2 separate regions of the Homo sapiens genome follow, and region 2 is linked to region 1. A link is a loop called in an ENCODE intact Hi-C map of the cell type or tissue named here. Cell type or tissue: B cell. All regions are shown on one strand. Links, peaks and the distances in the headings refer to the core of each region. The heading gives the core; the rest is flanking DNA.

Evidence for each region. A loop is a pair of places that touch in the nucleus more often than their neighbours do. Peaks named below come from ENCODE experiments on the same cell type or tissue, not always from the same donor. Only the 100,000 strongest peaks of a DNase experiment are listed, where the experiment ranks them.
Region 2: a loop joins it to region 1, with 4 times the contacts of the local background. A loop is called at or near these places in 92 of 110 quality-filtered maps.

What each region holds. Positions count from the first base shown.
Region 1 is chrX:1,463,876-1,474,672 of GRCh38, reverse strand. It overlaps P2RY8 (P2Y receptor family member 8), which reads left to right. Exons shown (of 2, transcript NM_178129.5): 2 at 8,091-10,797. The coding sequence starts at 8,115. The coding sequence ends at 9,194. Among named protein-coding and RNA genes, the nearest start is that of ASMTL, 16 kb to the right of the region's middle. RefSeq lists an enhancer at 7,677-8,177. In B cell, for the core only: a CTCF peak has its summit at 6,050; DNase peaks (open chromatin) are centred at 6,162, 7,292 and 8,488; H3K4me3 peaks cover 848 bases; H3K27ac peaks cover 2,317 bases.
Region 2 is chrX:1,579,127-1,584,126 of GRCh38, reverse strand. No RefSeq gene overlaps it. Among named protein-coding and RNA genes, the nearest start is that of AKAP17A, 10 kb to the left of the region's middle. In B cell, for the core only: a CTCF peak has its summit at 2,755; DNase peaks (open chromatin) are centred at 846 and 2,806; H3K27ac peaks cover 33 bases.

The DNA.
Region 1 (10,797 bases), core at 3,568-8,567:
CCCATCCATCCACCCACACGTCCAACCACCTAAACACTGATCCATCCATCCACCCACCCACTTATCCATCCATCCATCCATCCATCCATCCATCCATCCATCCATCCATCCATCCACACACCCATACACCTATTCATCTATCCAGCCACCCATCTATCCATCTACCCATCCATCTACCCATCCTCATCCATTCATCATACATCCATTCACCCATCCTCCCACTCATCCATCTATCCACCCATCCATCCACTCACACGTCCATCCACCTAAACACTGATCCATCCATCCACCCACCCACTTATCCATCCATCCATCCATCCATCCATCCACACACCCATACACCTATTCATCTATCCAGCCACCCATCTATCCATCCACCCATCCATCTACCCATCCTCATCCATTCATCCTCCATCCACTCACCCATCCTCCCACTCATCCATCTATTCACCCTCCCATCCACCCACCCATCCACCTACTCATCTATTCATCCACCCATCCATACACCCACCCATCCATCTACCCATCAACCCATCCATTCATCCACCCACACATCCACCTATCTAAACACTGATCCATACATCCACCCATTCACCCACCTACCCACCCATTCACAAACCCGCCTACCATTCATCCACCCATCCACCCTCCCATCCACCCACCCATCCATCCACTCATCCATGCATCCGTCCATCCACCCACTCATCCATCTATCCACCCATCCATCCACCCACCCATCCACCTACTCATCTATACATCCACCAATCCATCTACCCATCAACCATCAATGCATCCACCCACATATCCACCTATCTAAACACTGATCCATCCATCCACCCATCCACCCACCCACCCACTCACCCATTCACAAACCCACCCACCATTCATCCACCCACCCATCCATCTACCCATCCCCATCCATTCATCATCCATCCACCCACCCATCCACCCAGTCATCCATCTATCCACCCATACATCCACCTACTCATCTATACATCCACCCATCCATCTACCCATCAATCCATCCATTCATCCACCCACACATCCACCTATCTAAACACTGATCCATCAATCCACCCATTCACCCACCTACCCACCCATTCACAAACCCACCTACCATTCATCCACCCACCCACCCATCCATCCACCCATCCATGCATCCATCCATTCACCCAGTCATCCACCTACTCATCCATACATCCACCCATCCATCTACCCATCAACTCATCCATTCATCCACCCACACATCCATCTATCTAAACACTGATCCATCCACCCACCCATCCACCCACCCACCCACTCACCCATTCAGAAACCCATCCACCATTCATCCACCCATGCATCCATCTACCCATCCCCATCCATTCATCATCCATCCAACCCCCCATCCACCCACTCATCCATCTATTCACCCATCCGTCCACGCACCCATCTACCTACTCATCTATCCATCTACCTACTCATCTATCCATCCACCCACCCATCCATCCACCCATCCATCTACCTACTCATCTATCCATCCACCCACCCATCCATCCACCCATCCATCTACCCATCAACCCATCAATTCATCCACCCACACTTCCAGTTATCTAAACACTAATCCATCCATCCACCCATCCACCCACCCACTCACCCATTCACAAACCCACCTACCATTCATCCACCCATCCACCCTCCCACCCACCCCCATCCATCCACCCACCCATCCGCCCACCCATGCACTCATCCACTCACCCGCCCATCCATCTACCCATCCACATCCATTCATCATCCATCCACCAACCCATCCACCCACTCATCCATCTAGCCACTCATCCATCCACCCACCCATCCACCTACTCATCTATACATCCACCCATCCATCTACCCATCAACCCATCAATTCATCCACCCACACATCTATCCACCTAAACACTGATCTATCCATCCACACATCCACCCACCCACCCACCATTCATCCACACATCCACCCTCCCACCCATCCACCCATCCATGCATTCATCCATACATCCTCCCATCCATCTACCCATCAACCCATCCATTCATCCACCCACACATCCTATCTAAACACTGATCCAGCCATCCACCCACTCACCCACCTACCCACCCATTCACAAACCCACCTACCATTCATCCGCACACCCACCCTCCCACCCACCCACCCATCCACCCATCCATCCACCCACCCATCTGCCCACCCATGCACTCATCCACTCACCCACCCATCCATCCATCCACCCACCCATGTACCCATTCATCCACCCATCTATGCATCTACCCATCCATCCACCCACCCATCCATCCATTTATTCATCCATCTACCCATCCATCCACTCTCGTCTCTGTCTTCATCTTTCCATGCCTTCTCTCTGTGTCTGTGCCTAAATTTCTCTTTCTCCTAAGGACGCCAGTGAATTTTATTAGGGCCTCTCCCTACTCTATTATGACCACATTTTGACTTCACTAATGACATAGACGCAGACCCTATTTCTAAGTAAGAAATGGCCATAATACCGAGAGTATCAGCCAGGGTGTGGCCCACGACAACTTCCTTCTACGTAATCAAAGTAGGTAATTGAAGCCAGCGTCTGTTTTGTCTTCCAAATCCACAGCTCCAACAGAGTGCCATTTGCTGTCTTTGGGGTTGAGGGCCTCCTGAGGCAGCCCTATCAAAAGAACCACAAACTGGGTGGTGCAAACACCCCCAGAAAACAGAAAGGAGAGCAGACGACAAGCACGGGGCTGGCTTGTGGTTCCTTAGGGCTGGGGCCTCTCACTCCCCTGTGTGTTCAACAGCTGGGACAGCCCCCAGCACTCAGGAAAGAGGGGTGGTTATAGCCAGAAGACAATAGCTGGCAAAAAAGGGTCTGTCACCGGCATGCAATCCCTGCTGCCCACGAGGAGATGCCTTTTGTCTATTTCTCATCCCAACCCTGTAAGGTCCACCCGGAACAAGACTGTAGTGATCACTGCACTCAGCATCTGAACCCTTTAGAAAGGGGTTCCCAGGGCTGGGAATGAGGGAAGAGCAGCTTTATGCACAATAGCCAAGAATCAGGAACACGCCAGGCGCGGTGGCTCACACCTGTCATCCCAGCACTTTGGGAGGCCGAGGCGGGCAGATCATGGGAGGTCAGGAGTTTGAGACCAGCCTGGCCAACATGATGAAAGCTTGTCGCTACTAAAATTATTAAAAAAAAAAAATGGGCTGGGTGTGATGGCTCGTGCCTGTAATCCCAGCACTTTGGGAGGCCGAGGAGGGTGGATCATACATCAGAGGTCAGGAGTTTGAGACCAGCCTGGCCAACATGATGAAACCCCGTCGTTACTAAAATTACAAAAAAAAAAAAAAAAAAAAAATGGGCTGGGCGCGGTGGCTCACGTCTGTAGTCCCAGCACTTTGGGAGACTGAGGAGGGTGGATCACCTGAGGTCAGCAGTTCACAACCAGCCTGGCCAACATGGTGAAACCCTGTCTCTACTAAAAATACAAAAATTAGCTGGGTGCGGTGATGCATGCCTGTAGTCCCAGCTACTCCAGAGGCTGAGGCAGGAAAATTGCTTGAACCGGGGAAGCGGAGGTTGCCGAGAGCCGAGATCACACCATTGCACTCCAGCCTGGGCAAAAAGAGCGAAACTCCCTCTCAAAAAAAAAATTACAAAAAAATTAGCCAGGCGTGGTGGCAGGTTCCTGTAGCCCCAGCTACTTGGGAGGCTGAGGCAGGAGAATTGCTTGAACCCAGGAGGCGGAGGTTGCACTGAGCCAAGATCGCACCACTACACTCCAGCCTGGGCAACAGAGCAAGACTCCATCTCAAAAAAAAAAAAAAAAATCAGAAAGAACAAAAATGTCCATCCACAGGAGAATGAATAAACAGAATGTGGTCTATCCACACAGTAGACTATTATGCACCCACTGAAAGGACTCAAGCTCTGACCCAGGCTGCAGCGTGGATGAACTTTGAAGACCCCTGGCTCAGTGACAGAAGCTAGACACAAAAGACCACATATTGTAGAATTTTATTCTTATAAAATATCTAGAATAGGCAGATCCACAGAGACAGGAAGCAGATTTGAGGTTCACAGGGGCTGGGGACAGGAACGAACAGGATTAGCAGTTGTGGGGTTCTGAAGGGTTTTTGTTTTGTTTTGAGATGGAGTTTTGCTTTTGTTGCCCAGGCTGGAGTGCAATGGTGTGATCTCGGCTCACTGCAACCTCTGCCCCCTACCCAGGTTCAAGCGATTCTCCTGCCTTAGCCTCTGGAGTAGCTGGGATTACAGGCATGTGCCACAACACCCGGTTAATTTTTTTTGTATTTTTAGTAGAGACAGGGTTTCACCATGTTGGGAAGGCTGGTCTTGAACTCCTGACCTCAGGTGATCCACCTGCCTCGGCCTCCCAAAGTGATGGGATTACAGACGTGAGTCACCGCGCCTGGCCCATTTGTTTTTGTTTGTTTGTTTGTTTAATTTTAGTAACAACAGGATTTCACCATGTTGGCCAGGCTGGTCTCGAACTCCTGACCTCAGGTGATCCACCTGCCTCGGCCTCCCAAAGTGCTGGAATTACAGGTGTGAGCCATGATGCCCGGCCAGGTCCTGAGTTTTGTTTAGGGATAAAAATGGTTCTGGAATTGCATTATGGTGTTGTTTGCACATCTGTGAATATATTAAAAACCATTGAACTGTATGAATGAGTGAAAGCTTATGGTACGTAACTCACGTCTTGGTAAAGCTGTTTTTTTGTTTGTTGGTTTTGTTTTGTTTTGAGACAGAGTCTCGCTCTGTTGCCCAGGCTGGATGGAGTACAGTGGTGCGATCTCGGCTCACTGCAAGCTCCGCCTCCCGGGTTCAGGCCATTCTCCTGCCTCAGCCTCCCGAGTAGCTGGGACTCGCCACCATGCCACCACGCCCGGCTAATTTTTTTGTTTTTTTGTTTTTTTAGTAGAGATGGGGTTTCACCGTGTTAGCCAGGATGGTCTTGATCTCCTGACCTCGTGATCTGCCCACCTCGGCCTTCCAAAGTGCTGGGATTACAGGTGTGAGCCACCGTGCCCGGCTGGCAAAGCTGTTTTAAGAAGAAATAAGTGAGAGGGCTGGAGGAGATACACACAGACCCTCAAGAGGAGAGAAACATTGCTGGATGCATTGCTGCCAGACAGGTGTGCATTTACCTGCAAAGCATAAGAAAAAGGGTCCAACCTGGCCAGGTGCAGTGGCTCACGACTGTCATCCCAGCACTTTAGGAGGCCGGGGCTGGTGGCTCACCTGAGGTCAGGAATTCAAGACCAGCCTGGTTAACATGGTGAAACTCTTTTTGGGGCTACAAAAAGTAAAAAATCAGCCAGGCGTGGTGGTGCATGCATGTAATCCCAGCTACTCAGGAGGCTGAGGCAGGAGAATCGCTTGAAGCAGGGAGACAGAGGTTGCAGTGAGCCGAGATCACGCCATTGCATTCCAGCCTGGATGACAGACTGCGAAAAGAAAAGAGGGGAGAGGGGAGAGGAAAGGAGAGGAGAGAGGGAAGGAGAGGAGAGAGGGAAGGAGAGGAGAGAGGGAAGGAGAGGAGAGAGGGAAGGAGAGGAGAGAGGGAAGGGGAGAGGGAAGGAGAGGGGAGAGGGAAGGAGAAGGAAGGGGAGGGGAGAGGGGAGAGGGAAGGGGAGGGGAGAGGGGAGAGGGAAGGAGAGGGGAGAGGGGAGAGGGGAGAGGGGAGAGGGGAGAGGGGAGAGGAGAGAGGGAAGGGGAGGGGAGAGGGGAGAGGGAAGGAGAGGGAAGGGGAGGGGAGAGGGGAGAGGGAAGGGGAGGGGAGAGGGGAGAGGGAAGGGGAGGGGTGAGGGGAGAGGGAAGGGGAGGGGTGAGGGGAGAGGGAAGGGGAGGGGAGAGGGGAGAGGGAGAGGGGAGAGGGGAGAGGGGAGAGGGGAGAGAGGAGAGAGGAGAGAGGAGAGGAGGGTCCCACCTACAGCCCCTGAGCGCCCACCTGTGGTCTGTCCGTTGCTTCAGACAATTCAGTGCCCAGAAATTTCTGGACAGCCACCTCTGCAGGCCAGACACCGCCAAGAACAACCGTTGTGCTGATTTTCTAAAATTTCCATCCTGCCCGCTGAGCCCCGGCGGGGCCCAAACCGCAAGCCTGTGCCTCCTGTGTCAGGGCAGCTGGCATCAGTTAGAGGTAATTTCTTGATTAGTCATGCGCGTTCCTCAGCAGTCCTGGCTGTCTGTCTTCCCCGGGGGCTGTCCGGTGGCCACAGGGCACAGACTCGAAATGGCAACAGATCTGGCTGCCAAGAGGCTGCTTGCTGGATCCCCAGACCACACAGGTACAGACACGAGGGTGGCCGGGTGAGGCCGCCACCGTAGGACTTTCAACAGCACGTGGTGTTTAAATGTGTGCGAGGCACTGCTGCCTACGTGGAGAGTTAAAGCAACAAATTCCAGCCCAGGTGTGTTGCTCACACCTGTAATCCCAATGCTTTGGGAGGCCGAGGCAGGAGGATTGCTTGAGGCCAGGAGTTTGAGACCAGCCTGGGCAACATAGCCAAACCCCATGTCTACAGAAAATAAAAATATTAGCTGGGCAGGGTGGCATGCACCTGCAGTCCCAGGTACTCAGGAGGATTGCTTGAGGCCAGGAGTTTGAGACCAGCCTGGGAAATGTAGCAAAACTGTGTATCTATAAAAAATAAAAATGTTAGCTGGGCACGGAGGTACTGTCACCTGTAGTCCCAGCTACTCAGGAGGCTGAGGCAGGAGGATTGCTTGAGGCCAGGAGTTTGAGACCAGCCTGGGAAACATAGCAAAACTCTGTATCTACAAAAAATAAAAATATTAGCTGGGCGTGGTTGTACTCTCACCTGTAGTCCCAACTACTCAGGAGGCTGAGGCAGGAGGATTGCTTGAGGCCAGGCGTTGGAGGCTGCAGTGAGTTACGTTTGCACTACTGCCCTCCAGCCTGGGCAACAAGGCAAGACCCCATATCTATAAAACAAACAAACAAAAGAACAATTCCAGGGCACCCCTGTTTCCAGCTCTGTCCACTTTACATTCTCAAAATAAAAGTAGTGTCCCTTTGACAGACACTTTTTCATCACCAGCTCATGGATAAAGCGTCTCTCCTTCCAGACGTCCCCCACGGCCACACCAAGCGGAACCCAAAGAAGGAAGGGTCTGCTTTTCCTCCTGAAGCCATAGGTGGCTGGAGGTGCCCAGCTGGCCGTGGGGAGCGGTGCTGACTCGTGCATAACTGTAGGTTTCACACCTGGGCACGGACCGGCGGGTCAGAAAACTTCTCCCTGAAACTGAAACGAAAACTCCGGGCCATTTTAAAGCCAGCTTGAGGAAGCTGTTTGTAGAGCAGTTGGTAAGAAGTCGCAGGTCTCCTCTGGAGGAAGAAAGAGCAGGGAGGAGCCGTGGGTTGACGCGGGTGTTAAAAGCTGGAAAGACTTTGGAGGCTGCGGGTTGGTCTCCTGGCACTCGGAGTGTGTGTTTTCTGCTGATAGACACTTTGTGGGTGGATGCCCCTGAGATGAGAGGACTCATACCCAGACTAATACTGCCAGGGTGTCAAGAATTCCCATTAAGACCACCCTGGGGGCTGACGGTGGCTTTGTGGTTTCCGTCCACGGGGGACACTGAGTCTTGAGGTTTGTATGACAATGCATTCAACCTGCCCAGGGGAGCCACAGCCCCACTGTGGATCATCTAAGAGTCTCAGCCTCTGACGTGGGCCGAGGTCTCCAATGACCTCCCTGATCCAAGGAAGGACGGGAGGGAGGGAGGGCGGGAAGGAAGGAAGGAAGGAAGGAAGGAGGGAAGAAGAGAAGGAAGGAGAGAGGAGGAAGGAAGAAGAAAGGGGAGAAGACAGGAAAGAAGAAAAGAATGACACAGGGTGAAGAAAGGAGGCAGAGAGGGAGGGAAGGAAGGAGGAGAGGGAAGGAGGAACTAAGGGAGGGAGGGAGGGAGGAGACAGCAGGCCCTGCTAAAGCATCTCCCCCGCCTTGGTCCCCGGGGAGCGGCGCTCAGGAGCCCTCCCGGCAGCCGCCTCTTTACCTGCGCCCCTGACCCGTACACCCTTCCCTCCTTCCCTTGCAGAGCCCGGGCGAGGACCCCTCCAGGATGCAGGTCCCGAACAGCACCGGCCCGGACAACGCGACGCTGCAGATGCTGCGGAACCCGGCGATCGCGGTGGCCCTGCCCGTGGTGTACTCGCTGGTGGCGGCGGTCAGCATCCCGGGCAACCTCTTCTCTCTGTGGGTGCTGTGCCGGCGCATGGGGCCCAGATCCCCGTCGGTCATCTTCATGATCAACCTGAGCGTCACGGACCTGATGCTGGCCAGCGTGTTGCCTTTCCAAATCTACTACCATTGCAACCGCCACCACTGGGTATTCGGGGTGCTGCTTTGCAACGTGGTGACCGTGGCCTTTTACGCAAACATGTATTCCAGCATCCTCACCATGACCTGTATCAGCGTGGAGCGCTTCCTGGGGGTCCTGTACCCGCTCAGCTCCAAGCGCTGGCGCCGCCGTCGTTACGCGGTGGCCGCGTGTGCAGGGACCTGGCTGCTGCTCCTGACCGCCCTGTCCCCGCTGGCGCGCACCGATCTCACCTACCCGGTGCACGCCCTGGGCATCATCACCTGCTTCGACGTCCTCAAGTGGACGATGCTCCCCAGCGTGGCCATGTGGGCCGTGTTCCTCTTCACCATCTTCATCCTGCTGTTCCTCATCCCGTTCGTGATCACCGTGGCTTGTTACACGGCCACCATCCTCAAGCTGTTGCGCACGGAGGAGGCGCACGGCCGGGAGCAGCGGAGGCGCGCGGTGGGCCTGGCCGCGGTGGTCTTGCTGGCCTTTGTCACCTGCTTCGCCCCCAACAACTTCGTGCTCCTGGCGCACATCGTGAGCCGCCTGTTCTACGGCAAGAGCTACTACCACGTGTACAAGCTCACGCTGTGTCTCAGCTGCCTCAACAACTGTCTGGACCCGTTTGTTTATTACTTTGCGTCCCGGGAATTCCAGCTGCGCCTGCGGGAATATTTGGGCTGCCGCCGGGTGCCCAGAGACACCCTGGACACGCGCCGCGAGAGCCTCTTCTCCGCCAGGACCACGTCCGTGCGCTCCGAGGCCGGTGCGCACCCTGAAGGGATGGAGGGAGCCACCAGGCCCGGCCTCCAGAGGCAGGAGAGTGTGTTCTGAGTCCCGGGGGCGCAGCTTGGAGAGCCGGGGGCGCAGCTTGGAGATCCAGGGGCGCATGGAGAGGCCACGGTGCCAGAGGTTCAGGGAGAACAGCTGCGTTGCTCCCAGGCACTGCAGAGGCCCGGTGGGGAAGGGTCTCCAGGCTTTATTCCTCCCAGGCACTGCAGAGGCACCGGTGAGGAAGGGTCTCCAGGCTTCACTCAGGGTAGAGAAACAAGCAAAGCCCAGCAGCGCACAGGGTGCTTGTTATCCTGCAGAGGGTGCCTCTGCCTCTCTGTGTCAGGGGACAGCTTGTGTCACCACGCCCGGCTAATTTTTGTATTTTTTTTAGTAGAGCTGGGCTGTCACCCCCGAGCTCCTTAGACACTCCTCACACCTGTCCATACCCGAGGGTGGATATTCAACCAGCCCCACCGCCTACCCGACTCGGTTTCTGGATATCCTCCGTGGGCGAACTGCGAGCCCCATTCCCAGCTCTTCTCCCTGCTGACATCGTCCCTTAGTTGTGGTTCTGGCCTTCTCCATTCTCCTCCAGGGGTTCTGGTCTCCGTAGCCCGGTGCACGCCGAAATTTCTGTTTATTTCACTCAGGGGCACTGTGGTTGCTGTGGTTGGAATTCTTCTTTCAGAGGAGCGCCTGGGGCTCCTGCAAGTCAGCTACTCTCCGTGCCCACTTCCCCCCACACACACACCCCACCCTGTTGCTGACCAAGGTGATTTTTGGCACATTTGTTCTGGCCTGGCTTGGTGGGACCCCACCCCTATTCTGCTTCTGTGAGTCCCTGATAGAGAAGGAGGTCCCATCAGGCCCCTGGAACACACTCAGGCTTCCCTGACTCAGGACAAGGACCACGGGAGGCCCAGGTGCGGAAAGGAGGCTCCGTGAGATGGGGTCCAGCCCATCCCAACACAAGGGTGCAGCTTGATTCGGGAGTTCCCCACCTCCTGCCCATTCTCCGCGTCCTTTTACCCCATGGAGAGCCTCAGCCATGGCAAGTCCATCTGGAGTCCAGGAAGCAGGCAACTGGCCTGACCCATGAGACCGTTTGGAGACCAAGCAGCAGATGCAGGTGTGGACCCCAGGAACCTACAGGGGTGTCAGCCGCTGAGCCCCCTCCCTGCTGTGTGGGTGGTGAGCAGGCTGGGTCTTTGTCTGTCTTCTTCTACACGGCATGTGCCTGCACCAGCCCCAACACCTGAGCTGGTTTAGCGCAAAGAAGAGCTCTGACTCTCCAGGGGTGCTGGGACATCACGTGGAATTGGATCCCAGGCTCTCTTGGGCGAGAAAGACCATTCTGGAGGTGGGAGTGGGAGAGCTGCCTGTCTGCCCACGGGCTCTGCGTCTCCGCAGTGGGTGGCCTTGGATGCCCGGCCCCTCCCTTTCTGTGCACTGGGGACGCTGATGGAGGCTGAAGCTGCTGTTCGGAGGCCCTCTATTGGTGCCTCTCTCCTGCCGTCATCACTATGGCAGGAAAACAGAGATGGTTTAGTAATGAATTATCATTCCCAAACCCGTGTCCACCTGGAACATCAGGATGGGACCATGTTTGAAAATCGGGTCTTTCCAAATGTAATTAAGTAAGGCGAGGCCATACTGCATTTAC
Region 2 (5,000 bases), core at 1-5,000, 110 kb before region 1:
GGTCAAGGCTGCAATGAGTTATGATCGCAACACTGCCCTCCAACCCGGGCAAAGGAGCGAGACCTTTTTTCAAAATAATAATGACAATAATCATAATAAGCACAATAATAATCATGCATTTTCTTCCACAGACTTATACAGGGGACGCTGGTACACTTCAAAAGAAAATTCCAGCTGGGCACAGTGGCTCACGCCTGTAATCCCAGCACTTTGGGAGGCCGAGGTGGGTAGATCACGAGGTCAGGAGATCAAGACCATCCTAGCGAACACTGTGAAATCCCATCTCTAATAAAATACAAAAAACTTAGCTGGGCGTGGTGGCACGTGGCTGTAGTCCCAGCTGCTCAGGAGGCTGAGGCAGAGGAATCGTCTGAACCCGGGAGGTGGAGGTTGCAGTGAGCCAAAATCACACCACTGCACTCCAGCCTGGCGACAGAGCAAGACTCCATCTCACAAAAAAAAAAAAGAGAGAAAGAAAAGGAAAGAGAAAGAAAGAAAGAAAGGAAAGAAAGAAAGAAGGAAGGAAGGAAGGAAGAAAGAAAGAAAGAAAGAAAGAAAGAAAGAAAGAAAGAAAGAAAGAAAGAAAGAAAGAAAAGAAAAGAAAAGAAAAGAAATATAGGAAGAAAATTCCAGTCCTCATCTTGCTAAATGTTGGAAGAAAGATGGAGATTTAAGGAATACTGTCCAGAAGTCCCAGAGGAGATTTTAAGGCGTGAGGACACTGACCCATTTGCCCAAAGAAACAGCAAACCACGCTGAAAATGCAGAGTCCGTGTTTGAACCAGAGGAGGGCACTCAGTAAACAAACATTCCACTCCGGGAAACGGGGTAATTCTCTCCACCATCGCGTGAGAGGCCGTGCGGGCCAGAGGAAGTGACAGATAAAAACAGATTTCTAACTCAGCACAACACAACCACAGGCTCTACCTGGACGCTATGAGCTCATGTATGACTCAGACACTCATCTAGACCCACGGCCATTCCATCCTTCTGCAGCACGGACGGTTCCTACAATCTCTCCTGTGAAAAATACATCCGCCCCCCGCTTAATATCCCTTCTCTGTCCTCCTCGGCAGACCACACCCTAGCCCAAGTCATTTTTTTTTTTTAATATCAGCGTTTTGTATTCTTCTGCAAAGTGCTTATCATCAGCTGAAGCCATTTGTGCTTTGCTTTTCTGCAGTGAAGATTTCAGCATGCCGTTGGCCAGGTGCAGTGTCTCATGCCTGTGATCCCAGCACTTTGGGAGGCCGAGGGGGGAGGATTACTTGAGGCCGGAAGTTCAAGGCCAGCCTGCGCAACATGGCGAGACCCTCCCGTCTGTAAAAAGAAGAAAAAGAAAAAAATGAGCTGGGCGTGGTGGCACACACCTGTAGTCTCAGCCACTCGGGAGGGGCTGAGGCACAAGGATCGCTTGAGCCCAGGAGTTCCAGCCCGCAGTGAACTACGATTTTGCCACTGCACTCCAGCGTGGGCAACAGAGCTGGACTCTGTCTCAAAAAAAAAAAAAAAAAAAAAGAATTGTAATGATTTCCAAACAGACGTCTACCTCTTTTCTTGGAAGGATTGCTGGAGCCCGGGAATTCAGGACCGGCCTGGGCAATATAGCAAGACTCCATCCCTACAAAATAAATAAATAAATAAATAAATAAATAAATAAATAAATGAAATATAAAAAGTTAGCCAGGTGTGGTCATCTTAAGCGGGCTTTGGCCCCTGGAGGGTCTAACAATGTAATTTATCAGTCAAGAAAAGAGATGCATAAAACATAGACTCTACCTCAAAATCTGTCAATCAATCAATTACATTAAATAATATCAGCCAAGAAAAAATATATGAGAGTAAGACCCTGCCTCAAAATCAATCAATTAATTAATAACAGCCAAGAAAAGAGATGCCTAAGGCAGAGCGAGACTGTGCCTCAAAATCAATCAATTAAAGTAAATAATATCAGCCAAGAAAAGAGATGTGAAAACAGAGACCCTACCTCAAAATCAATCAATTAATTAAAGTAAATAATATCAGCCAAGAAAAAATATGTAAGAGAGACGCTGCCTCAAAATCAATCAATTAATTAATAACAGCCAAGAAAAGAGATGCCTAAGACAGAGCGAGGCTGTGCCTCAAAATCAATCAATTAATTAAAGTAAATAATATCAGCCACGAAAAAATATGTAAGAGAGACTATGCCTCAAAATCAATCAATCAATTAATTAATATCAGCCAAGAAAAGAGATGCCTAAGACAGAGCGAGACTGTGCCTCAAAATCAATCAATTAATTAAAGTAAATAATATCAGCCAAGAAAAGAGATGTGAAAACAGAGACCCTACCTCAAAATCAATCAATTAATTAAAGTAAATAATATCAGCCAAGAAAAAATATGTAAGAGAGACCCTGCCTCAAAATCAATCAATCAATTAATTAATAACAGCCAAGAAAAGAGATGCCTAAGACAGAGCGAGACTGTGCCTCAAAATCAATCAATTAATTAAAGTAAATAATATCAGCCAAGAAAAAATATGTAAGAGAGACTATGCCTCAAAATCAATGAATTAATTAATATCAGCCAAGAAAAGAGATGCCTAAGACAGAGCGAGACTGTGCCTCAAAATCAATTAATTAAAGTAAATAATATCAGCCAAGAAAAGAGATGTGAAAACAGAGACCCTACCTCAAAATCAATCAATCAATTCATTAAATAATAAGAGGCAAGAAAAGAGATGTCTAAGAGGTGGGCATATTGGGACATGCAGTATCAGTTTCAACCTCCAGGAGGGGCTGGAGAGTAAAGCTCAGTGGCAGAGACAGAAGGTGGTGGTGGCCCCGGTAAAAACTCCAGACACTGAGGTTCTGATCAGCTTCCCTGGTGGGCTGACTTGACGTCTGTCATCACACATTGATGCTAAGAGGAGGGAACAGCACCCGTGAGTCCTTGGGGAGAGGACAATGGAAGCTGTGGGTCTCAGCTCCTCCTTGACTCTCTCTTGTACATCTCTTTGCTTGGCTGATGTTACTTAATTAAATTAATTCATTGATTGATTTTCAGGCAGGGTCTCACTCTGTCTTAGGCATGTCTTTTCTTCGCTGATATTATTTAACTTAATAATTGATTGATTGATTGATTTTGAGGTAGGGTCTCTGTTTTATGCATCTCTTTCCTTGACTGATATTATTTGTTTAATTGATTAATTGTTTGGTTTCGAGCAGGGTCTCACTCTCTTATACATCTCTTTTCTTGCCTGATATTATTTAATTTAATTAATTGATTGATTGATTTTGAGGTAGGGTCTCTGTTTTACGCATCTCTTTTCTTGGCTGATATTACTTACTTTAATTGATTGATTTTGAGGCACAGTCTCCCTCTGTCTTAGGCATCTCTTTTCTTGGCTGATATTATTTAATTTAATTAATTGATTGATTTTGAGGTAGGGTCTGTTTTATGCATCTCTTTCCTTGACTGATATTATTTATTTAAGTGATTAATCGGTTGGTTTCGAACAGGGTTTCACTCTCTTATACATCTCTTTTCTTGCCTGATATTTAATTTAATTAATTGATTGATTGATTTTGAGGTAGGGTCTCTGTTTTACGCATCTCTTTTCTTGGCTGATATTTTTACTTGAATTGATTGATTTTGAGGCACACTCTCGCTCTGTCTTAGGCATCTCTTTTCTTGGCTGATATTATTTAATTTAATTAATTGATTGATTGATTTTGAGGTAGGGTCTCTGTTTTATGAATCTCTTTCCTTGACTGATATTATTTGTTTAATTGATTAATCGGTTGGTTTCGAGCAGGGTTTTGCTCTCTTATACATCTCTTTTCTTGCCTGATATTTAATTTAATTTAATTAATTGATTGATTGATTTTGAGGTAGGGTCTCTGTTTTCACATCTCTTTTCTTGGCTGATATTATTTACTTTAATTGATTGATTTTGAGGCACAGTCTCGCTCTGTCTTAGGCATCTCTTTTCTTGGCTGATATTAATTAATTGATTGATTTTGAGGCAGGGTCTCTCTTACATATTTTTTCTTGGCTGATATTAGTTAATTAATTGATTGATTGATTTTGAGGTAGGGTCTCTGTTTTACACATCTCTTTTCTTGGCTGATATTATTTACTTTAATTAATTGATTGATTTTGAGGCACAGTCTCGCTCTGTCTTAGGCATCTCTTTTCTTGGCTGTTATTAATTAATTGATTGATTGATTTTGAGGCAGGGTCTCACTCTCATATATTTTTTCTTGGCTGATATTATTTACTTTAATTGATTGATAGATTTTGAGGTAGAGTCTGTTTTATGCATCTCTTTTCTTGGCTGATATTATTTAATTAATTAATTAATTAATTGATTTTGAGTAGGGTCTCACTCTCTTATCCACCTCTTTTCTTGACTGATATTATTTAATTCAATTAATTGCTTGATTGTGAGGTAAGGTCTCACTCTGTCTTAGGCATCCTTTTTCTTGGCTGATATTGATTGATTGATTTTGAGCAAGGTCTCACTCTGTCTTAGGCATCATTTTTCTTGGCTGACATTATTTAATATAATTAATTAATTGATTTTCAGGCGGGGTCTCACTCATACTTCACTTTCCTTAGCTAATATTATTTAATTTAATTAATTAATTGACTTTAAGGTAGGGTCTCTGTTTTATGCATCTCTTTTCTTCCTGATATTAATTAATTGATTGATTGATTTTTGAGTCAAGGTCTCACTCTGTTACCCAGGCTTGAGTGCAGTGACGCAATTACAGCTCACTACAGTCTCGACCTCTGGGGCTCAAGCAGTCTTCCTAACTCGGCCTCCTGAGTAGCTGGGATGACAGACGTGCACCACCGTCCCTGGCTAATTTTTTATTTTTTGTAGAGATGAGGTCTCGCTCTGTTGGCCAGGCTGGTCTCAAACTCCTGGGCTCAAGCGGTCCTCCCACCTCGACCTTCCAACGTGTTGGGATTACAGGCATGAGCCACTGTGCCCAGCTTGGCTGATTTTA